Regions from separate parts of the Homo sapiens genome. Here regions 2, 3, 4 and 5 are each linked to region 1. A link is a loop called in an ENCODE intact Hi-C map of the cell type or tissue named here. Cell type or tissue: PC-3. All regions are shown on one strand.

Region 1 (5,000 bases):
AGTAGAATTGCTCGGTCATACTGGGAACCCACTTAAGGTTAGGGATTATGTATCTCAAGTGAGACCAGGAAGTATAACTGTTTTTCTCTTGCTTCTTCATCTATTCCTCATGAGTACGAGTGCAAAGGAACTAAAAGTAGGAGTTAACCAAGGTTGGAGTTTTTCCAAGGCAAGTATGACAAAAGAAGAGAGATGCTAGGAAAGGATAAAACAGTAAATTATGTATTCTAAGCTAAGTTGGAGTCAGAGTACTGAAGGGAAGAACCTGGAAATGTGGGATATGGTGGAGAGAGTGGGATACCTACTACAAAGATTACAGAGGACATGCAATTACTAGTAATGACAAGATCTAGAATACAATCACGGGGTAGATGGTTGAATTGAAAGAGGACAAGATTACTGGTGCAAGGTCATGAAACTGAGAGGTCAAGGTATTAGATGGGCTAATACTTGTATTATTCTTAACACACGTATGTTAAGTCTATCAAGAAAAATATCTGAAATGGTAGGATACAGAAATAAAGACAATGAAGACACTTTTGGGTTTTATTTTTAGGACTGACACTGTAATTTATTCTTATTGGCCACTAAAAACATTTGAGTAGTCTTCACTTTAGGAAGAGTCATTTCAATATACTGTAGAATGTTAAACACTATTAGTGTGCACAGGAAGAAACTATGTTATTCATTGCATCTGTACTGGGTGCACTGGAGAGATGGCATGTTTAGAAGGCAATTTGTGTGGCAGAATTGACTAAAATTATGTGATAACCAAACTATATGTTTAAATTTTTTTCTTGGGCCTTAAGAAATGATTGTGACTAAGACATCTTTTAACTACTTTAAGGTTAATATGTAAGATATTTACCTCTATTTCCAATGAATGACACATAACAATATGAAAAAAATTATTGATAGCCTCCTCTAAAAACAGTTAAACTATGATATAGCCCACTAACAGATAATGTGGCCATCAAAATAATTATGTAAAGACTCTGTAATAAATTCTGAAGAAAGTTGAATGTGCAGTATAATTATTGTCTAAATATCCCCCAAAGCTAGACATTTAAAAACCTGAAAGTAAAATATCAGCTTGAAATGATAAAAATTATTTGGTTTAGAAACTACGAGTAACTTTTTCCTTCTAGGTTCTATTTCCAAGTTTCTATTATTTTTCTTTTTTTCTTTTTCTTTTTGTATTTTGAGACGGAGTCTCTCTCTTGTTGCCCAGGTTGGTGTGCAATGGCTCAATCTCAGCTCACTGCAACCTCTGCCTCCTGCGTTCAAGCGATTCTCCTGCCTCAGCCTCCCAAGTAGCTAGGATTACAGGCGCTCACCACCACGCCTGGTTAATTTTTTGTATTTTTTTTTAGTAGAGACAGAGTTTCACCATGTTGGCCAGGCTGGTCTCAAACTCCTGACTTCAGGTGATCCACCCACCTCGGCCTCCCAAAGTGCTGAGATTACAGGCATGAGCAACTGCACTGGGCCTATTATTTTTCTAACCAAATGATTAATGTGGTTAAGTGGTAACAGGATGAAAACCACCCCTAGGAATCAACTGCATGCAAAGCATTGTCATACTTCATCTCTATGTGCAGTTTAAGGCACTTTGACAAGCAACATCTTTTTTAAGGTTCAAAAAAACTGCTCGAGGTAGGCAGGGCAGATATTTTGTTCCACATTTTCAGATGAAGAAACTGATGTTCAGAGAATGTAACTGACTTGCCTGTAGCTTGCAAGAGGTATACTGGAAAGAGAGCCCCAGTGTATCGTATTGGCTTTATAACTCACTGAGCCCCAGTGTATTATATTGGCTTTATAACTCATTAATAAATAGTTTAAGATACTTTTTCCTTTAAAACAAATAATGACTACATTTTACTAAACTGGAAGAATTTTGAGTGCAGGGACCTATTAACCTTTGAATTTACCAAATGACATAATTGCTGAATAATCATTTCTACAATGATTTAATTAATTATATATAATAGTTGAGTAACTTCTTAGTTATGTTTACAAACTGTATCATCTGTCACATCACCAAATCTTTAACAGTCTCGTTCCTCAAAACATAAATAATCCATGTATTCTGAACAAGTGTTTGGATGCATGTTTTATAACTTTAATCATATTTAAAATGTAGTATTATAAAATGTAGTATTAGTGGCTTATTTTTAAGAAACAATACATCTTTTGTCAAGTAAATAATCATGCTGAATTTTACCAGTTTTCACACGATGATTGCTTAAAATGATGTATATTTAAAGAATAATGTACTAAATAGTTATCAAGGAACATAAAATAGTTAATTCAGCTATTAGATGCACTGGGAAAATCTGGCTAAAGGAATTTTAGTAAGCTAAATTCCACAATAAAATGAATAGATGAATCTTATCAGGGAGCTTACTAAAAATTACCAAAAATGTTCACTGTCTTCTTTCAGATCAAACAATACTTTATGATATTTCAAGTTGCTTCATTTTTAAAACATGACTAACTACAATGCCAGTGCTTCCAAAACCAACAGTGACCTCACTTTTAAAACATTCTTGTCAGGATAACATTTTCTTTCTAAAACATCACACTCATTCCTTTTAGCCAACCCTAATTTTGAGTTCCCAAAAGTTTAATCAGCTACATTTTTTTTTCTATCAAATAGGGCAATTGTTACAACATTTTTTTGGAGGAAGGGGAATGTTATTAAAAAAAAATGGCTTAAATGGTAGTCTAAAAAATGCACTCTTGTCAGGAAGAACGGCTATATTTGGTCACATATCATATTACTAGGGAAAATTTTATCATTTTATATGTGTCCATTTTGGTTAAAGACTAAAAGCTGTATTAGAAATCTTCGCATTGACCTAGATCACTTAAATATACAAAATTGATCCCCTTATGCATCCTGATTTTTAAACTCCTACCATGGTGCTGAAGTGGTCAGTTAAGGAAGCATCAGGTAAGAGTAGTCCCGGGCTATGAGTTAACCTAGTAGACTCTGGGTTCACACTACAGTGTCAACAGAATGCTGGTATTACAAGGACATGATTTGTGAAATGTTGTAAAAGGTTTTATTGTATCTTTTGACCCACTTTAATGGTATCAAATAAACAAATGGCACGCAAGATTCAAGGGGGAAATGTTTATAAAGAAAATTCGTGTTTGAACTCAGAATAAACCAAATAGAATGAAAAATTCTGAACAGGAAAACAGACACTCCAAGATCTATATGGCTGTCTATTAAAAAGAACTTAATGCACAATAATTTATTCTCAAAAATTCCTCTAGGCTTCAAAAAGAAATATAGATTAAATATAATTTCTTTCTTTCTTTTTTTTTTTTTTTTTGAGACAGGGTCTCACTCTGTCATCCAGGCTGGAGTGCAGTGGCATGATCACAGCTCACTTTAGCCTCAACCTCCCAGGCTCAGGTGATCCTCCTACTTCAGCCTCCTGGGTAGTTGGGACTACAGCTGGGGCTGGGTTTTTGTATTTTTAGTAGAGAAGGGGTTTCACCATGGTGCCCAGGCTGGTCACGAACTCCTGGGCTCAAGCAATTTGCCTGCCTCGGCCTCCCAAAATGTTGGGATTACAGGTATGAGCCACTGCCCCCAGCCTTAAATATAGTTTCTAACATCATTTAAATGACCTCCTATAAAATTATAAATGTAGTTTAAATGAAAAAATGTGGCTACATTTTATAATCCTATGTCAAGTTTCTAAACTGTGAAGTTTTAGCATGAGTTTAAAAAAAAAAGCCCTAGAAAAAGCACTGGTCTGGGAACAGTAAAAATAGTAACCATAATGGTAACAGAGCTTACTACAAAATGCTTCCTTTATAAACCAAATCCATGAATTATCTTATTAAATCTCGTAATTATCCTATGGAGTTGAGATATTATTATGTATTATTATTACAGAAGGAAAAACAAAAACTCAGAGTAAATTAATCTCTCTTGGGTCACAGAAGTAATAAATTACAGAAATTAAAAATTGAGTATTCATGGACAAACAATGAAGTTTTAAACTGTTTAAGAAGCACATTCATTGTTTTTACATGCTGTAAAGGTGCATGAAACTCCAAAAATGTTTCTGAAAAGCTTTCTAAAAAGAAGTGATTGTGTATGAACATCTTTGCCTTTCATATGAGAAAGTGAGGGGAAAATGTAACTTTTCTACCATATAGTGTAGTTGGATAAAAGACACTACTGGTCCTGTCATTTTTAAAATAGGAGCTTTGCTACTTAAAAAATGTAAAACTTATTGAACTGGGTAATTATCTCTAAGATCTCTTTCTGCACTAAAACCTGCTTAAACCTGGAAATAGAATTGTTTATCTAATCATTAAAAAGAATTAATTCCACCACCTTATGACTGAATTAAAGTACCTTCCAGCAAATCCTTGATATAATATTAATGCAGAAAAGTTTTAAAGATGGTCTTAGATCTAAGAGAAGAAAATTAAAGGTCTCTTGCCTCCTTTTAAATGACATTTACATTGGAAAGACATCTTCTATGACTGTTTTTCAGAATGTAGACTGGGACTGATTCACGGGTCATGAAATCAATTTAATGATTTACAAACAGCATTAAAAAAAACTGAAAGCAAAAGAATAAGAAAATGCCTGATAATTATATTGTAAATAGTAAGGGTTAAGAATTACTTCATAAAATCTATCTGCTTACATAACTGTGCACTCAGTCACGATGTAAAATGTATTTTTTTAGCATGAGCATCAATCCAAAGAGATTGAAAGACACTATGCTAGAGTGCCAAAGTATATTTTGCATGTAATATATATCACATGAAAAGAGTAATTTCATTAAATTCTGATGACTGGCATTTCTAGGATCTATACCTAAAATATTTTGCTTTTTATAATTACAGTAAAATTACTGACATGCTGAAGAGCCAACTCGACGAAACATGCAAAGAAATTCTAGGAATGCAGCTTGATCAACAGTGTTCCAAAGAAACATCAACATAAAACTATTTGTGAA
Region 2 (5,000 bases), 78 kb before region 1:
CCAGAGTTAGTTTGCGAAGGATAATGGACTCCAGCTCCATCCATGTTCCTGCAAAGGACATGATATCATTCTGTTTTTTGGTTGCTGCATAGTATTTCATGGTGTATAGGTATTTTCTTTATCCAGTCTATCACTGACGGACATTTAGGTTGATTCCATGTCTTTGCTATTGTGAATAGTGCTGCAATGAACATATACATGCATGTGTCTTTAGGGTAGAACAATTTATATGCCTTTGGTTATATACCCAATGATATGGTTTGGATCTGTGTCCCCACACAAATCTCATGTTGAATTGTAATCCCCAGTGTTGGAGATGGGGCCCAGTGGGAGGTGATTGCATCATGGGGGCGGATTTCCCCCTCGGTGCTGTTCTCCTGATAGAGAGTGAGTTCTCCTGAGTTCTGGTCATTTAAAAGTGTATGCACCTTCCCCCATCCCCTTCCTCCTGCTCTGGCCATGTGAAGTACTGGTTTTCCCCTTTGCCTTTGACCATGATTACAAGTTTCCTGAGGTGTCCCCAGAAGCTGAGCAGATCCCAGCATCATGCTTCCTGTACAGCCTATGAAACCATGAACTAATCAAACCCCTTTTCTTTATAAATTATCCACTCTCTGGTATCTCTTTGTAGCAGGGCAAGAATTGACTAATACACACAATTAATGAGATCACTGGGTCGAATGGTAACTCTGCTTTGGGTTCTCTGAGAAATCACCAAACTGCCTTCCACAATGGCTGAACTAATTTACATTCCCACCAGAATTGTGTAAGCATTCCCTGTTTTCTGCAACCTTGTCAGCATCTGGTTTTTTTTTTTTTTTGACTTTTTAATAATAGCCATTCTGACTGGTGTGAGATGGTATCTCATTTTGGTTTTGTATTGCATTTCTCTAATGATCAGTGATATGGAGCTTTTTTTCCATATGCTTGTTGTCTACATGTATGTTTTCTTTTGAAAAGTGTCTGTTCATGTCCTTTGCCCACTTTTCAATGGGGTTGTTTTTTTCTTGTAGATTTGTTTAAGTTCCTTATAGATGCTAGATGTTAGACCTTTGTCAAATGCATAATTTACAAATATTTTCTTTCATTCTGTAGACTGTCTGTTTATTTTGCCAGATCTGTTGATAGTTTCTTTTGCTATGCAGGCCTTCTGTTTAATTAGATCTCATTTGTCAATTTTTGCTTTTGTTGCCATTGCTTTTGGCATCTTCATCATGAAATCTTTGCCAGTTCCTATGTCTACCATGGTATTTCCTAGGCCATATTCCAGAGTTTTTATAGTTTTGGGTTTATATTTAAGTCTTTAATCCACCTTGAGTTGATTTTTGTATATGGTGTAAGGAAGGAGTCCGGTTTCAATCTTCTGCATATGGCTGGCCAGTTATCCCAGCATCATTTATTAAATAGGGAGTCCTTTCCCCATTGCTTGTTTTTGTCAGCTTTGTCAAAGATCAGATGGTTGCAGGTGTATGGCTTTATTTCTGGGCTCTCTATTCTGTTGCATTGGTCTGTGTGTCAGTTTCCGTACCAGTACCATGCTGTTTTGGTTACTGTAGCCCTGCACTACAGTTTGAGGTCGGGTAACATGATGCCTCCAGCTTTGTTCTTTTTGCTTAGGATTGCCTTGCCTATTTGGGCTCTTTTTTAGTTTCATATCAATTTCAAAATAGTTTTTTTCTAGTTCTTTGAAGAATGTCATTGGTAGTTTGATAGGAATAGCATTGAATCTGTAAATTTCTCTCGGCAGTATGGCCATTTTAACGATATTGATTCTTCCTATTCATAAGCAAGGAATGTTTTTCCATTTTCCTTAAAGAGATGTGTCATCTCTTTATGAGCAGGTCTTTTTAATGCCTAAAAATGCTCAATGTTATTTCAACTCAGACATGTAGGGGAATGAGAAGAACAGATTTGTTCAGACCCCTCAATTTTTGCAGATGGCAATTAGCAATCAGATGCTTGATATAGCAAACATCCAGCACCATGCTAGACCCATAGGAGGGGTTCATAAAACGCTTGTGGATTAAGTGAATAAAATATTCTCTCATTATAATGAGAGAATAAGTATTCATTATAAATGAGAGAATAAATTCCTTTAGACTCTGGGAGCACTCTAATCCAAACACAATATCCACATTTCCATTGTACAGGTTCCCGATGAAAGAAACAGGTGCTGTTTGGACTTCAGCAAGAAGTTGATAATGTAGCATTCTGACCTTTGATGTTGAATACAGGCAAAGTTGTGATTTTACTTTAAATTTCATAAATACTCAGCATCCATTTGGTGTCAGGCCCTATTGTAAGTACTCAACACAGAAATGAACAGGAGGAATGACATACACATGAAATTATATTTGTATGTGGTGATAATGAAGAAACAGATAATAAAAGAGTAATTAAATAAACATAATAATTTTATAGTGATGAATGAGAACTGAAACCATTATAAGCACACAGCTTACTGTACATCCTAACATGATCCAACTATTTGACTCAGCATTAACATGATTGCACAACTCCACAAAATGCTAGCCCTAAAATGATGAAGCTGCAAATAATGTTATTGTTTGTTTCAGGAAGTTCCTGGAAATGCATTTGTCTGACCAATAGACTCTTCACTAGTCCTCATCAGAGTAGCTGGCCCCTTCTCAGAACAACCCAAGGGGTTTGCATACCTGTCGAGGTGCTGTGTGAAAACCTCACTTCACTATATTCATCAGTCCCAAACTATTATATCACAACTTTGAACAATTCTAATTAGTCTCTACATTAAAAGACCCACCTAAACTAGTTCCTCAAAATCTTATCAATATTCCATCCTTGACCACCCCCTTCTAAGATGCTTCTAAGATTCCATCAAAGGAGCCGTATCTCTTACTGCACTGGGGAATAAACTTGACCTTGTGCAATCAGCAGGTTATTTCAGTAGGCTGTGTGCGATTCAGCAGTCAACATGAATGGTCTAAAGTCAAAGATGCAGAAACATTCAATCCACAGTGATGGAGGTGGGGCTGGTGGTGACAATACTTTCATGTGGATGAAACCTCTTAAAAATGGTTAACATTTGAGCTGAGACCTAAATGAAGAAAGGATCTGGTCTGGTCATATCCCGAGGACAAAAACTTACAGGTGTGAAAGTAACAAAAGGAAGATTGATAGTAAAGCAAAGGAGGTCAGAGAGGTAGGGGTGCATGGCAGATAGTGTAGTTCATTACAGGCCAATGTAAGGAATTTAAATTTTATGCTAAATATGATTTTTTACACTGGAGTATTTAAGCAAGAAAGTAACATCCCTTCATCTGTCCATCCAGTCAATGAATACTAATTGAGACCTTTCTCTTGCCTGGAATGTATGGGTATAAACTGCACTGCAGATTTAGCATTCTGGAGGAAATATAGACACAAATAGCCCCATGCAGAAGACCAATCCCAGTACATTGCAGGAAGTGTGGGAAGAAAGAATGACCACTAAGCTACATAGTCAGAACTGGCCCTTCCTTGTCATGGTTCAGCTCCTGCATATCCAGGGTTCAATGTGAGCAAAGTGTGCCTGGTAGTGGTTCCCAGTCGCTGAGGTCCATAGGGCACTACAGCACACCCAGGTTGTAAACTCCCCAGGAGCAGCGATCTGTATTATTTTTATCTAAGGGCCTCAGGACCAAGCACAGGGCATGGCATAGAGTAGGTGCTCAATACATGTTGGAATGGATATTCTGCTTTTTAGGTATTTATGCTATACCCAGTTCCAGAAAGTTTTAAAGTTGTGTACAGAGCTCCATACATTATTAAATAACAAAAATAAATGATGAAATGGATCAAGGGAATGGGAAGTTAGGGAAATAAGATAAAACCAGGGATAAAGTCAGTGGTTAAAAATCCTTAATGAGCAGTTTTGAGTAGAGGTGAACTACAAAGTCTTCTAGCAGCCAGTGAAAAGAGAGCAAAGGCCAGTTGCTGTATTCACAGAAACAAAATTAGGAGCAATAACAAGAAGCCAGCGCCTCAGGAAGAGCCTAGCTCTTTCTAATGTTGAATCAAAGACTTTTTTTATGGTCTTCATGAAGGGATTTTCTGTGAGACAGTAAATAACAACATCCTTAGAACAAATACAGTTGTGGGTTTCAAATGGACATTTCTTGAAAGACCCCCTGGGAGCATTACCCAGGCACATCTGAGCATAACTCCATCAAGGAGACTTGGCCAGGGAGGAGAGGGTAGAGCACACAATTCTGATCAACAGCTTGCTGGTGACTGTAATGTAGAATGGTAGAGAAACCTTGATGGGTGCTGGAGAGAGTGGAGGATTAAGCTGACTGACCCAGTGGTTACTGCACTTGCTGGAGGCAGGTGCATGTGTGCCTCTTACACACTTATGGCAGGGAGCAACTTGTAATGCGGGAAGTACCTTCTTCTTACAACCTGTATGGAGCATTCTTAGGCCCTCTTCCTAAAATTAGGGGGAGGGGCCTCCATAGAGGAGGGATTTGTGGAGAAGGGAATCTTCATGAAGTGCTATAGTAAACACTTCATATATTAACTCTGTGAAGAAAGCATCTCCTGGCAGGCAAGCTTACAAAATGTGTGCAGTTAGTGGCGGGGTCGTCCAGGGCCTGTCTGCGGCTCCATCAGGGTGCCCCATTTCCTGGCTCTTACGGGGGCCATAAAAGCCAGCTCCTGACTGATCGTTGACATACGAGGTGACAGGCAAGGAAATGGTTTCCTTTGGCCACATGTGTGTATCCTAATTTACAGCTCCTCTGGAATTAGCAAGGGCAGATGCTATTGAACAATTATGGACTTCCAATGGCTTCTTCATAAAGGAGAACACTTGGTTTTGAAAAGAAAATCATGGTGAATTCAATACAAAAAAGTAACATCTTTTTATCATTGTCGTTATTATTGAATATATGTAAGCACTCTTTAAATTAACTGGATTTTCTTTTGTTTTTGTTTGTTTGTTTGTTTTTTAGACAGAGTCTTGCTGTCACCCAGGCTGAAGG
Region 3 (5,000 bases), 120 kb before region 1:
AGGGCACAGTGGAACAGAGCAAAGCTGAGTCTCCCCTGACATCCCTGGGCCACTACACTAGGCCTGATGATGCTCATCTACATGTTTCATTATGTGAGAAAAATAAGCTTCCCATTTGTTTAAGGTGCTATTAATGGGATGTTCTGTCATTTGCAGCCAAATCTGCTATTAAATGGTTAACATGGTGTTAAGAGGAAGTGGCTCTGATATAACAGAAAGTGCATGGGCTTTGGAATTGCATGATTTGGCTTCAAATTCTAGTACTGTGACTTATATACCAGGGTAAGTTATCACTTAACTTTTCTGGGTCCTTGTCTCCATAAGTAAAAAAATAGGGCTAATAAAGCTACTCAAACAGATGTCTGCAGTATCCATAGAAAGGGGAAGTGAAAGTAACTGTATATAATAAGTTCCAGCTCAATAAATATCTGATACAACTTTGTTGAGAATGTGGAAGGACATTGAGGAAGTGAGGCTTAGCTGGAATACAAATAAAGCAAGAGGAGGCAAAATGTAATTCAGAAGAAGTAGAGTATGGGAAAAGATTGAGAAATTTCAACAAAAAGGTGTAGTAGGCAAATCATCTTGTCTCTTTAAATAGACCTGAAATCTAGTCTCCCATAGAAACCTCAGGCCGAATGCAACTGTGGCCCAGAAGAATGAGAGAAGAAGGTATCCTTTAGCCCAGGGCTGGAAACCCTCCAGAGAATTCCCAACACCAAAAAGGAAAGAAATATCCTCATTAACATTTCCCTTCTCGTCTTCCTTGTTCCTTTTTCTGCTTTTCCTCCCTCCCTTCCTTTTTTCCTTTTTCCTTCTTTCCTAGATCAAAATTATTTCAAAACCATGGAAGGCAGACACAGTTTGTTCTGACTCACAGTGGATAGAAGATAGGGCCTGGATTTTACACCTTCTAATCTATTTTAGACACAAAGAAAATTTCTGCATTCTCCTATTCCCTCCCGCAAAGAAAAGGCATCACAATGTAGCCCCTGGATGTCAAATAAAGAGTCAGGAGCCCTCGGTCCTGCTCTGTGTATGTTCTTGGATGGTCTCCTAACCTCCAAATTTCAATTTTCTCATTTATCAATTGGGAGTATGAGGAAGGGGGCGGGCAATAGGGGAGGAGCTACCTAGGTAAGCTCTCAAGTTCCTTAACTTCTATTTATTAGCTTCTTGCAGTCCCTGGGGCGATAAGAGAAGGTTAAATTTCTCATTAATCCTATAAATATCTATGGAGCACCAACCCTGTACCAGGAACTGGTTTAACCACCGGAAATACTACTATGAAAGAAATAGATGGCATCCTATATCTTGATGAAGGAGACAGAAAATAAACACACAAACAAAGAAATTGGACAATTTCAGAGAAGCAGTGAAGAAGAAAATACAACTAAGTGATGGAATAGACTGACTGGGAATGAGGGAGCTACTTGAAAAGAGATGGGTCAGGGAAAGTCCTCAATGCGATGTAAACTTTGTGCTTAGCTGAAATGAAGTGCCAGCCTTGCCCCTCTCCTGGCAGGACTCCGGCCTGATCTTTGGGTACTCAGACTCATTCTCAGTGCAAACTTGTTTCTTTGAGCCTCTTGGTTCCTGAACAATATCCCCAGTCTATGATCTTAATGGGCTCACACTATGGGTCTACATGGCCCATTGGAATATTCAAAGTGGGTACAGTCAATCCCCACAGTGGCCAAAGGAGAAAATAAGGAAGCCAGGAGCTGTGCAAGCCAGTCCAGGAAGACAGGCAGAATATAATGCATTTCTGTTTAATCTACTTTTTATCTCATCTTTTTGATTTTTTTAAGTGGGGATAGGGTTTTCTTTACAATGAATATGATATATTGCGTGCATAACAATAATAGTGTATACGTAACAGTGCTTGCTGGTACTTAGACATTGTTCAAAGTGCTCACATGTATGAACTCATTTAATTTTCATGACAACTTTATGAGGTACATACTGATATTTTCCCCATTTTACAGACGAAGGAACAGAGGCACTGCCAAGTAAGTGATTTGCCCAGCTTGTGAGTTGCAGAGCTGGGACTTGGAGCTAGGTAGTCTGATACCACAGTAACTTCTTTTAACCAATTATGCTGTGCACCTTCATGTATGAAATGTGTTTGTTTTAAAGGATATCTGTAGTTTACTGGAGATTCAAGTCCAAAATTTTTAGAACTCTTTTTTCAAAAATACTGGTGAGTGTGACAGTGTCCACAAAGTCAGACAGACCCAGGTTTCAATCCCTATTAAAAAAAAAATATTGGCCAGGCGCAGTGGCTCACACCTGTAATCCCAGCACTTTGGGAGGTCGAGGCGGGCAGATCATGAGGTCAGGAGATCGAGACCATCCTGGCTAACACGGTGAAACCCCATCTCTACTAAAAATACAAAAAATTAGCCGGGCGTGGTGGCGGTCGCCTGTAGTCCCAGCTACTCGGCAGGCTGAGGCAGGAGAATGGCGGGAACCTGGGAGGTGGAGGTTGCAGTGAGCCGAGATTGCGCCACTGCACTCCAGCCTGGGCGACAGAGCGAGACTCCATCTCAAAAAAATATATATATATATATATATATTCATGACATTTGTTAAAGACAGTAAGCCAGACTATTCAAGGGAGACTACTACAATGGAATTTTGCCAGGGGGGAGAGATTGGCCTCAACTCTGAATACAACAATGAAAAGTAGAGATTTATAGCCAAGGGGCAGGGTAGGGTCAGTGGATGGAAAATTACTAACAGTAAACATTTTATAAGGGTAAACAAGGGGTAAGGCAGATTCTGGCTAAACCTACTTGACAAGCTTCTTGCTGAAGGAAGGCCAGGGTGAAAAAATATCCAGAGATGGGGATGAGGAATTTCATCAGATATCAAGGGTGGGGGATATTTGCTAAACTGACCCAACAGGATTCTTACTAAAACTGGACTAAATAGGCCAAGGACAAAGCCTTCAGGGTGAGGCCTCATCAAAAAGATGACTCAGAGGAGCCTGATTAAAGTTTGGTTAAGGAGAGAATCTTGGTTATCCCCAACATTGTTGCCTCCTAGCTGTGTAAACTTGAGTGGGTTAACTAACCTCTCTGAGCTTCAGATTTCTCATCTTGAAAGTAGATATTATACTATCTCCCCTACACATTGTAAGGACTAAATGAAATAATGCTCAATAACTACAGGTTGAATGTCTCTAATCAAAAAACCTAAAATCCAAAATACTCCAAACTCCGAAACCTTTTGAACACTGACATGATACTCAAAGGAAATGCTCGTTGAAGTATTTCAGATTTCGAATTCTTTGGATTTGGGATGCAGAATCAGAACGTATATGTAATGTAAATATTCCAAAATCTGAAACATTTCTGGTCCCAAACATTTCAGATATGGGATACTCAACCTGTACTTAGCACATGGTCTGATCTAGTAAGCATTACCAATATCACTGTTAATGTGAAAGCTCTTGCCAGGGAATCAAGTCATTCCTGATGAAACCGAGCACTTGAAACTCTTAAATGCCACTGGTAAGAGTACAAGTTGACACAGCATTACTTCCGTGCAGTTTTGTGGTATCTATCAAAACATAAAACGTGGCACTGAGTCTCTGGATTCAACAATTTCTTTCTGGAAATGTATCTGAGGAAATAATAGCACAAGGGCACAAAGACATGTGTCTGAGGATTTCCAGTGCATCATTATTTAATATAAAAAACTTGGAAGATAACCTAAATGTCCAGCAGTAGGAGATTGGTTAAATACATGATGGTATTCATAAAATATATTCAATGATAAGTCAGTACAACAAAAATATATTAAGTGCAAAAAGAAGGTTACAAAATATTAGGTTAGTGCAAAAGTAAAAGCAACTGTGGTTCTTGCCATTAAAAGTAATTACCACAATTACTTTTGCATCAGCCTAATAATACAAGTAATATGTTCCCATTTTGTAAAAACAGAATAAACAATAAATGTAATTAATACAAAATGTCTGTGTTTTATGTATAGGCATATGAACATAAAGATAAACACCAAAATGTTACCAGCACAGATAGTCCCTCACTTACAATGATTTCATACAGGATTGTTTTTACTTTACGATGCTGCGAAAGTGATATACATTCAGTAGAAATCATACTTCAAGTACCCATATAACTATTCTGTTTTTCACTTTCAGTCAGTATTCAATACATGACATGGAATATTCACCACTTTATTATACAATAGGCTTTGTGTTTGATGATTTTGCCTGACTATAGGCTAAGGCAAGTGTTCTGAGCACCCTTAGGGTAGGCCAGGCTAAGCTATGATGTTTGGCAGGTTAGGCGTGTGTTTCAGCTCATTTTGTGTTGCTGCAACAAAATAACTGAGGCTGGGTAATTTTATTTAAAAAGAGGTTTATGGCCGGGTGCCATGGCTCATGCCTGTTAATCTCAGCACTTTGGGAGGCCAAGGCGGGCTGGATCACGTGAGGCCAGGAGTTCAAGACAAGCCTGGCCAACATGGTGAAACCCAATCTCTACTAAAAATTTAAAAATTAGCTGGGCATGGTGGCAGGCACCTATAATCCCAGCTACTCGAGAGGCTGAGGTATGAGAATCGCTTGAACCTGAGAGGCAGAGGTTGCAGTGAGCTGAGATTGCACCATTGCACCCCAGCCTGGGCACAAAAGTGAAACTCCGTCTCAACACAAATGAAAAATAAATAAAATAAAAAAATAAAAAGAGTTCACAATTTTAGTTCACAATTTAGTTCATAATTTTGGTGGCTGGAAGGTTCAACACTAGGCAGCTGCATCTGGTGAGGGCCTCAGGCTGCTTCAACTTATGGTGGGAAGAAGAAGTGGAGCAGGGATGTGCAAAGAGATCACAGAACAAGCGAGGAAGTGAAAGACAAAAATCAAGGAAGCCAGACTCTTAACAACCTGCTTTTGCTCTATGGGAACTAATCCATTCCCCCAGAGGGAGAACTCACTCACCCCCATAGGAGGGCATTCATCTATTCATGAG
Region 4 (5,000 bases), 150 kb before region 1:
ACTTTAAAGGCTTTGTTTTCACATGCAGATTTCCCTTTTTAAAAAATGTTTTTAAAGTCCATGCAGGGGGAAAAAAATCTTTACTCAGAATGCTAGATTACTGGTTTTAATTTTCCTGAATAAATTACATGGTCTGTTTCTGTGGAGCACATGAAGTTGTTATTAGGGATTTTAAAAGGAGCATTAAAGCAAAAGTACTTTATGATGTGCATTTTTGAGTATTTAGAAAATCAAAATCATAAACAAATGTATTTGTTTGTGAGGGAAATTAGCAACTATTCTTCATCTTCTTGCACACATAATGCCTAATTTCAAATCCAACCTTTTGCTTTTACCATAAGCATTCCTTGGACAAGATTGTCACCCTGCATGGCTGAGGCAGCTTTCTTTGCAGGGACTTAAGGTGAGCTGTACCCAAGCCAGATGTACTTGGGCAGATACTGGGTGATAGCTGGAGCTTCTGCCTTTTTTCTCTGAAGGTATAAGGTAGAGTGTGGGAGGCTTCATGTTTTGAATAAGATAAGCATGTGCTTTAAGTTAAGGACCAAAAATATATCAGGTTCTAAGGAACCCACCTAATCATACCATGGATAAAGGCTGGGGAAGGAAAGGTGAGTTACAGTTCTGTGCACATCAAGGACATGATTCCATGTATTCTTGCTCATTTGGACACCCTTGGAGTTAATAGATACGCAATTCAGAAAGTCACAGGCCACATCTCAGAATTGTATATTTAAGAGGACCCCTAGCAACTCCCTAGACCAGTGCTACTCAAATGAGATTTTCTGACTTGTCCATGAACTGTTTTCTACTAGCCCATAACAAGCTAATAAGCACAGCAATTGCGAATAAGCATTGATACACTTACGCTGAAATTTGCCAGAATAACATTATGTCTGTTGAAGCTAATAAAAACTTGGGGCTTGTGTTTTGTATGCCTCCTTTTGAATTCCATTTTTCTAGTAATTCATTTTTATGGTTGTTTACAAAAGCATCAGTCAGCATCAGATGGGAAATTTAGAAAACTCGTCTTTCACCCAGGTCAGTGGAGAAGGTCCGCTCCTACATCTTGGCCACAAACTCAGATATTTATGGAGGCAGGTAGCAAAGATGAGTGCAGGGGCCACGGCTGGAAAGTGTGAAACTGGCACGCACAGCCCGGGCCAGAGAGCCCAAAGGGACCAGCCCACACTGTTGCTGTAGGTAGATGCCGTCTGTGCGCTTCCTGACCTTCTATGTTTTCAAGATATTTTTTTAATGTGAAATAACCTAACTTACAAACACTGGCTCCAATATTTAAAAAAATATTTTATATAAGCTAAATCAAACATGCCCAGGGGCAAAATATAGCCTACAGGATGCCAAGTTCCACAAAGACTGAAATATGCTTGACACTAGGCTCTCCAGCCTCTGATACAGCGCCCTGCAGTGGGAGGGCCTAGAGGAAGCTTCAGGGTTCCAGGCGCTCTTACTCTGCTCTACACACTCTTCCGTGTGCTGAGCAAAACACCCTCTGTGGCTTCCCATTGACCTTGCCTTGCCTTCGGAGGACGACTCGCCACATGTCTGCTCCCTTTGCTCTGATCAGCGTCCAGGAGCTTGTCAAAGCTCCTCTTTCACTTCAGGTCTTCCTGTTCCATTCAACCAAGCCTCAGAGCGTCAGTAATGGACCTTCACCAGCTCGGCTTGCTCTCATGCAGGCGCCTCCAGTTTGTGTCACTCAGAATACCCAAAGCTACTCCAGATGTGGCATGTAGTATTTCTCAGGATGCGGGCAGTGTCAGTCTATCAACACAGCCTAAGATTACATTTGGAATGGGCAAGAAGCCCTCTCCTACTGGCCTGTTGCATTTTCTTGGATAGGATAGATTTGCCATTTGATTAACTGTCTTTTTTATTTACTGCTGCCCTCAAAACCCAATCGGTGTTTTTTGGACATCTGCCATGTGCAGAGAGCACTCTCAGGGGTAATGAGAACATATAAAGCAAAGAGTTGAGAATTGGCTGGCAAACAATGAGGAGGTACCCTTGCCACCACATTCATAGCTGAGATTGCTAAAGGAACAGGATGCTGCTTCCGGTGAGCCCGGGTTCAGCCTCAGAATTCTTCTCAGTATGGCATCCCCAGGGAGCCACCACGACTCATTAGAACTGGAAGATGCCATGATCCTTGGTTTATCTAACCCATCACAAGATCTGAGTCAAAGGCCGTACACACATGGAAGAGAGTTATATCTATGTCTGTGGTGGGCATGGTGGCTCACGCCTATAATCCCAGCACTTTGGGAGGCCGAGGCGGGCAGATGACTTGAGACCCAGGAGTTCGAAACCAGCCTGGCCAACATGGTAAAACCCTGCCTCTACTAAAAAATACAACAATTAGCTGGGGCTGGTGGCACACACCTGTAATCCTGACTACTCAGATGTCTGAGGCACGAGAATCACGGGATGAATCACGGGATGGCTGAATATGGGAAGTGGAGGGTTGCAGTGAGCCGAGATCACGCCACCGCACTCCGGTCTGGGCTACAGAGCGAGACTCTGTCTCAAAAAAAAAAAAAAAAACTACATCTATAAAAACTAGTTTTATGTAATTAAAAAAAATAAGTTCAACAGGGATCAAAGAAGGAAGAGAGAAATTTCAACTGAAATGAGCAAAGTCCCCTCTGGAAAATGTGTATAAAAAGGTAGGGGCTGTCAGGAAAGTCCTAAGGCTGAATTTCCAAGTCACATACCCCAAAGGCAGGTAGTGTAGTTTATCCTCTCATGTCTATGAACTATTATCCTAAGGTGCGGTGGGTAGACTCTGCCCATCCTCATCCATGGTAAGGTTACCCAGTCAATGGACTTGCATTTCCTTTCCCAACACTGTCTTTCTCATGGCAGTCCTGACCTGTGGCCCCTATTGGGCTTACCTCTGCAACACGGCCACCCTGCCACTCTCATCTCCCTAAACCCACAGAGGGCATCCTAGCCCTATCAACAACCAGAAGCCCAGGAAACTGAAAACAAGTTGCCCAGAGTTAGGCTGACTGAGGTTGTACAGCTTCTCTTCCATCTACACTCCACCAAGCTTGTTCTTACAGGGCTCTGAGTCAGTTCAATGCAAACACCCTACACCCAGAGTAGCTTCATCTTGTCATCTGTAAAGAATTTCTCTCCAAAGGACAGTCAGGTAATTTCATACACAAGAGCCGCATAGTCTGTATCACTCAGCATGCCTAAAATGCTCTGATAACTTTCCAATGCCTGGATATTTCAAGAAACTTTTAGAAAGGAAAACAAAACTCTAGCCAGACCCTGGAGTAGAAAAACTGGTTTCTATTTTAAAAAAATAAACAACAGCCTTTGAAAAAAATCTCTATTTAAAAATTCTTAAATTTGCCTCTAAATGCAAGTTGTAATTAATAGAAGTTAGAGTTTACACTGTTGAGTGTAAAAACACCCTCAGGCACAAACTAATCAAGTGTGTATGTCATGCTGTAAACTACAGCGAGTTCTTTGTTTGACCCCCCCCAAAAAAAAAGCTTGCCAAACAGCAGTTTTTCTTTGTCGAGCTCCTTTATTGTCTCATTTTTGTTTTTATCCTACTTCCTCTGTCCCATCCTTTGAACCTAACTATAGTATTTAAGAAACCTTGCAGGTCCCATGTTTTATTGATAGTTTTCATCAAGCATGAATTTAAATTTGAGAATAGATTAGGTGTCTTAGCCCTTTTCTTTTTGATAAATAACAAAAGGTTTCTACTTGTGATTTTCTGTCCTCAGGGTTTTATCATTAAGATTAAATAACTGTACTCTCAAGCATGCCACTGCACAAACATCTTTTCAGTTATGTGAGTAACAGATGCCTTCACAAAGGAACTATTGAAAATTCAGAAAGCATGTTTCCAAAAAAGAAAAGGGAAAAAAAGTATCATATGACAGAAGAATGTAATTGTTTACCATTAAAGTATATTCTTAACTCTTCCACTGAAAACCTCTTGGAACATTTTGTTTTTGTGTAAGTTACTACAAAGTTTGACCAAAATAATAAATGTTGTGGGAGAACTGTTGAACATTTCAGAAGTTCTGGAACCAGTAGGATCTAACATGCATGGGGCTTAAATGCAATAGTTGTTTGCCTATTTTTATATTTTGACACTGGCTTCCATCATTTGTGGGGTACACATCACATTGAAAACACTGCCATGTTGGCTGGGCATAGTGGCTTACCCTGTAATCCCAGCACTTTGGGAGGCCGAGGTGGGTGGATTGCTTGTACCCAGGAGTTTGAGACCACCCTGGGCAACATGGTGATACCCTATCTCTACTAAAAATAAAAAAAATAGCCACGTGCAGTGACGCATACCTGTAGTCCCATCTATTCAGGGAGTTGAGGTGGGAAGATCATCTGAGTCCAGGAAGTTAAGGCTGCAGTAAGCCGTGATTGCATGAGACCCTGTCTCAAAACAAAACAGTATTGGGTTTATTATTCTTGAAATAATGTTCATCTGCCCTTGAAATGGATCCATACAACTCAATTCTGAAGTCATTGGGCTTTTTTCATTGAGAAGAGTCATTGCTGCAGTTGTTGCTGGCTGGCATTGTAGAGGGCTAGGCACCATGCATGGTCTGTGTTCACTGTAATAAGCATGCATTTTAATCCCTGGGACATAACATCAGCCTTCCTTAAGTCCATTCCAACTTTCTTCAATGTGGTTGTCATTTGAAAGGCATAGGAACAACATTAGTCTAGATGCTCTTACATGTGGCATGGAGACATCATAGAAAGCCCCAAAGGAGCTTTATTAGGGAGACCATGGGAAGCTTGGGCTTGGTAAGATTAAGTCCTAGAGGCTGGAATTCATGGAGGATATGATTCTCAAGTTTCTCTTACCATCCGATATTAAGTTGGGCATGATCCAACTAGTATCACTACCTTTTGAAGAGCTATGGCATGGTTATTGTAGCATATTGTAAGAGTAGTTGCCCAGTGCCCAAGCCATAGGGCTTCTTCTG
Region 5 (5,000 bases), 94 kb before region 1:
ATGAGCTTTTTTTCATATGTTTGTTGGCTGCATAAATGTCTTCTTTTGAGGAGTGTCTGTTCATATCCTTTGCCCACTTTTTGATGGGTTTTTTTTTTTTTATTGTAAAGTTGTTTAAGTCCCTTGTAGATTCTGGATATTAGCCCTTTGTCAGATGGATAGATGGAGAAAATTTTCCCTCATTCTCTAGGTTGCCTGTTCACTCTGATGATAGTTACCTTTGACTTTATAACTGGTATGAAAAGCTTTATTAGCTTGAGGTACAAGTACATTCAGGTTTAATTGTTTTTTTCTGTTAAAATTGAGGTATTGACAAAGCCTGGTGGCTCACTCCCATAATCCCAGCACTTTGGGAGGCAATTCTTTGTGAGAGAGTTGCTTCAGCCCAGGAGTTCAAGACCAACCTGGGCAACTTAGCAAGACCCTGTCTCCAAGAAAAATTTTTTAAAATTAGCTCGGCATGATGGCACATTCCTATAGTCCCAGCTACTTAGGAGGATGAGGTGGGAGGATGGCTTGAGCCCAGGGGGGTCGAAGCTGCAGAAGCTATGGTCATACCACTGCACTCCAGCCTGAGCAACATAGTGAGACCCTGTCTCTAAAAAAAAAAAGTGTAACTTATATATCATATAGTAGATAAATCTTTTTTTTTTTTGAGATGGATTCTGGCTCTGTCGCCCAGGCTAGAGTGCAGTGGCACAATCTCAGCTCACTGCAAGCTCCACCTGCTGGGTTCACGCCATCCTCCTGCCTCAGCCTCCCTAGTAGCTGGGACTACAGGCGCGTGCCACAACGCCCGGCTAATTTTTTGTATTTTTAGTAGAGACGGGGTTTCACCGTGTTAGCCAGGATGGTCTCGATCTCCTGACCTCGTGATCCACCCACCTCGGTATCCCAAAGTGCTGGGATTACAGGCGTGAGCCACCGCGCCCGGCCATAGTAGACAAATCTTAAGTGTAAGGCTGACAAATTTTTACATGTTTCTACAAACTTGAAACACACCCAAAATATATACAATGTTTTGTCACTAGAAGTTTCCCTCAGAGTCATTTCCTAGTCATCTCCCCTGTCCCAGAGCTAGTCACTCTTCTGACTCTTACTGTCACTGATTAGTTTTTCCTGTTCTTGAACTTCAAATATGAAATGAAAGTGTAGTACTATTTTATATCTACTTCTTTCTTTCAATATAATTCTTTAATATTTATCCATGGTGTTACATGTATCCATAGTTTGTTCTTTTTTATTGATGAACGATATTCTAGAATATGGAAATTGACCACACAAGATTTATCCATTCACCTCTTGATAGACGTTGGGTGATTTCTAGGTTTAGGCCATGATGAATATGAATAAAGTGCTACAAACATTTTTTTTTTTTTAAAGAGACAGGTTCTTGCTCTGTCATCCAGGCTGGAGTGCAGTGGTATGATCATGGCTCCGTAGTCTCAGACTCCTGGGTTCAAGCCATCCTTCCACCTCAGCCTCTCAAGTAGTTAGGGCTACAGATGTGAGCCACCATGCCAGCCAATTTTTTAAATTACTTTTTTGTAGAGAGAGGTTCTCTCTTTGTTGCCCACATTGGTTGCAAACTCCTAGCCTCATGTGATTCTCCCCCCTCAGCATTTCAAAGCACTGGGATTACAGGCGTGGGCTACCATACCTCGCCTAAATATTCTTTTTTTTTTTTTTTTTTTTTTTTGAGAAGGAATCTTGCTCTGTCGCCAGGCTGGAGTGCGGTGGTGCAATCTCGGCTCACTGCAACCTCTGCCTCCTGGGTTCAAGAGAGTCACCTGCCTCAGCCTCCTGAGTAGCTGGGACTACAGGCAAGCCACCATGCCCGGCTAAGTTTTTGTTTATTTATTTATTTATTTGAGACGGAGTCTCGCTCTGTCGCCCAGGCTGGAGTGCAGTGCTGTGATCTTGGCTCACTGCAAGCTCCACCTCCCGGGTTCACGCCATTTTTCTGCCTCAGCCTCCTGAGTAGCTGGGATTGCAGGTGCCAGCCACCTGGCCTGGCTAATTTTTTTTTTTTTTTTTGTATTTTTAGTGGAGACGGGGTTTCACCGTGTTAGTCAGGATGGTCTCGATCTCCTGACCTTGTGATCTGCCCGCCTTGGCCTCCCAAATTCCTGGGATTACAGGTGTGAGCCACGGTGCCCAGCCCAAACATTCTTTTATATGACTATTTGTGGACATATTTACTTAGTTCTTTTAGGTACATGTTTAGGAGTAGAATTTCTAGTTCATCGGGTAGATGTACATTTATCTTTAGTGGTTATTACCAAATGGTTTTATTAAGTGATAATCTCCATTCCCATCAATGTTTAAACATTCTAGATGTTTCACATCCTCAACAACATATGGTGTTTCCAGTTTTTATAATATTAGTCATTCTAATGGATATACACAAGCATTTTAGTGGGTTTTTAGTTTACATTTTCTTGAAGAATAATAATGTTGAGTACTTGTCCGTATGCTTATTAGTCATTTGGATATCCTCTTTTGTAAATTATCTGTTCAAATCTTTTGCTAGTTTTTCAGTATAATTTGGGGGTCTTCTTAATATTTTTAGAAAATCTTTATATAATCTGGATTCATATATTTACTTTCTTGATGAAGTCTTTTGATAAACATAAGTTCTTAATTTTAATCAATTCCAATTTATTAACATTTTATGATTAATACTTTTTGTGTCCTATTTAAAAATTCTTTGCCTACTCCTAGATCATTAACATGAATTCACATATTTTTCTTCTAGAAAATTTTAGCTTTAGCTCTATATCCATTTTGCATCAATTTTTGCACATGGCATGAATAATGAGTAAGAAACTTTAAAATATATATGAATATGTCTTCCAGCACCATTTATTAAAAAGGCCAACCCTTCTCCACTGAATAAAGGGGTACCTTTTCTATAAATCCAATGACTATATATGAGTGGGTCTATTTATGACCTCTCTATTATGTTCTATCACTTCACATCTAGCCTTGTACCAATATCACATTGCCATAATTACTGTAACTTTATAGTAATATTCTATGCAGAGAAGGAGGGCTGGAGATTGAGTTCAGTCACATGACCAGTGATTCAATCATCCATGCCCATATAGTGAAACCCAATAAAAACTCTGGACACGGAGCTTGAGTAAGCACTTTCCATCCCATTGATATGCTGGGTAGGTGATGTGTCCTGAGGATAAGGCGCTTCCTGACCTCACCCATATGCATCTTCATTTGGTTGTTCTTGGTTTGTATCCTTTATAATACAATTGTAATCAAAAGTAAAACACTTTCATGAGTTCAGTAAGTCATTCTTTTCGTTTGTTTGTTTTTGAGATGGAGTCTTAATCTTTCACCCAGGCTGGAGTGCAGTGGCATAATCCCGGCTCGCTGCAACCTCCGCCCCCGCAGGTTCAAGCGAGTCTCCTGCCCCAGCCTCCTGAGTAGCTGGGATTACAGGCGCCTGCCACCATGCCTGGCTAATTTTTGCATTTTTAGTGGAGACAGGGGGTTTCACCACCTTGGACAGACTGTTCTTGATCTCCTGACCTCATGATCCACCTGCCTTGGCCTCCCAAAGTGCTGGGATTACAGGCGTAAGCCACCACGCCTGGCTGAGTTCTGTAAGTCATTCTAGTGAATGATCAGGCCTAAGAGGATAGTGGGAACCCCAAATCTGTAGCCATTTGATCAGAAGTGTGGGTAGCCTGGAAACTGGGAGCTTGCAGCTAGTATCTGAAGTGAGAAGAGATTTGTGGAGGACTGAGCCCTTAACCTGTTAAGTCAGCATCAGAAATACATTGCAGGTGTGGACATATTAAGGACTGTAATGTCTCTTGAATAACTTACCCCTTTATCATTATGTCATGTTCCTCTTTATCGCTGATAATATTTCTTGCTTTTATGCATGATTTTTTCTGAAATTAATAATAGCTATTCTAGATTTATTTTGATTAGTGTTAGCATGCTCTTTCTCCATTCCTTTCTTTTTAATGTATCTGTATTTTTAAATTGAAAGTAGGATTATTTTTGTCAGCATATAGTTGGCTGTTAATTTTCTTATCCACTTAGAATCTCAGTCCTCTAATTGTGTATTTGGACCAATGATATTTAAAGTGATTATTGATGTAGTTGGATTAATACATACTATATTTGCCCTTGATTAACTGATCAATCGATTGATTTTTATCTTCCATTCTTTTTCTGCCTTCTCTTTTTTTTGTTTGTTTGTTGTTGTTGTTGTTGTTTGTTTTGTTTCTTGTGACAGGGTCTTGCTCTGTCACCCAGGCTGCAGTGGAGTAGTATGCTCTTGGCTTCCTACAGCCTCTACCTCTTGGGCTAAAGTCATCCTCCCACCTCCTCTTGAGTAGCTGAGACTACCAGTAGCATAGTCATGCCAGGCTAATTTTGTTTTTCTTTTTTGTAGAGATGAGGTCTCTCTATGTTGCCCAGGCTGGTCTCGAACTCCTGGGCTCAAGTGACTCTCCCACCTCAGCCTCCAAAAGTGCTGTGATTATAGATGTAACTACCCCACCCAGCCCTGCCTTCTCTGGTTTTAATTGCACATTTTATATCATTCCATTTTCTCTCCTGTCATAGCATATTAATTATATTTCTTCAAAAAATGTTTTTAGGTTGGGCATGGTGGCTCATGACTGTAATCCCAGCACTTTGGGAGGCCGGTGTAGGCGGATCATTTGAGGTCAGGAGTTCGAGACCAGCCTGGCCAACATGGTGAAGCCCTGCCTACACTAAAAATACAAAAATTAGCCAGGCATGGTGGCGGGTGCCTGTAATCCCAGCTACTTGGGAGGCTGAGGCAGAAGAATCACTTGAACTCAGGAGGCGGAGGCTGCAGACCACTGTACTCCAGCCTGGGTGACACAGCGAGACTCTGTCTCAAAAAAAAATTTTTTATAATTGTTAATGATTGCCCTAGAGTTTGCAATATACATTTTCAACTGAAGCCAGACAATTTTCAAATAACATAGTATTACTTC

Evidence for each region. Peaks named below come from ENCODE experiments on the same cell type or tissue, not always from the same donor. Only the 100,000 strongest peaks of a DNase experiment are listed, where the experiment ranks them.
Region 2: a loop joins it to region 1, with 3 times the contacts of the local background. A loop is called at or near these places in 8 of 110 quality-filtered maps.
Region 3: it touches region 1 in a loop (4-fold over the local background); 5 of 110 quality-filtered maps call a loop at or near these places.
Region 4: it touches region 1 in a loop (3-fold over the local background); 15 of 110 quality-filtered maps call a loop at or near these places.
Region 5: a loop joins it to region 1, with 2.9 times the contacts of the local background. A loop is called at or near these places in 8 of 110 quality-filtered maps.

Annotation. Positions count from the first base shown.
Region 1 is chr10:62,228,986-62,233,985 of GRCh38, forward strand. All of the region lies in intron 6 of RTKN2 (rhotekin 2), which reads right to left. Among named protein-coding and RNA genes, the nearest start is that of LINC02621, 28 kb to the right of the region's middle. In PC-3, no CTCF peak of the experiment used is centred here; DNase peaks (open chromatin) are centred at 1,566, 2,526 and 2,986; H3K4me3 peaks cover 1,772 bases; H3K27ac peaks cover 3,269 bases.
Region 2 is chr10:62,150,862-62,155,861 of GRCh38, forward strand. No RefSeq gene overlaps it. Among named protein-coding and RNA genes, the nearest start is that of LINC02621, 110 kb to the right of the region's middle. RefSeq lists an enhancer at 4,185-4,354. In PC-3, no CTCF peak of the experiment used is centred here; DNase peaks (open chromatin) are centred at 1,790 and 2,520; H3K4me3 peaks cover 429 bases; H3K27ac peaks cover 1,509 bases.
Region 3 is chr10:62,109,674-62,114,673 of GRCh38, forward strand. No RefSeq gene overlaps it. Among named protein-coding and RNA genes, the nearest start is that of LINC02621, 150 kb to the right of the region's middle. RefSeq lists enhancers at 79-128, 159-228. In PC-3, no CTCF peak of the experiment used is centred here; a DNase peak (open chromatin) is centred at 2,828; H3K27ac peaks cover 2,404 bases.
Region 4 is chr10:62,074,014-62,079,013 of GRCh38, forward strand. All of the region lies in intron 8 of ARID5B (AT-rich interaction domain 5B), which reads left to right. Among named protein-coding and RNA genes, the nearest start is that of ARID5B, 170 kb to the left of the region's middle. In PC-3, a CTCF peak has its summit at 2,960; a DNase peak (open chromatin) is centred at 3,098; H3K4me3 peaks cover 1,211 bases; H3K27ac peaks cover 2,560 bases.
Region 5 is chr10:62,134,811-62,139,810 of GRCh38, forward strand. No RefSeq gene overlaps it. Among named protein-coding and RNA genes, the nearest start is that of LINC02621, 120 kb to the right of the region's middle. In PC-3, no CTCF peak of the experiment used is centred here; DNase peaks (open chromatin) are centred at 1,061 and 2,261; H3K27ac peaks cover 2,564 bases.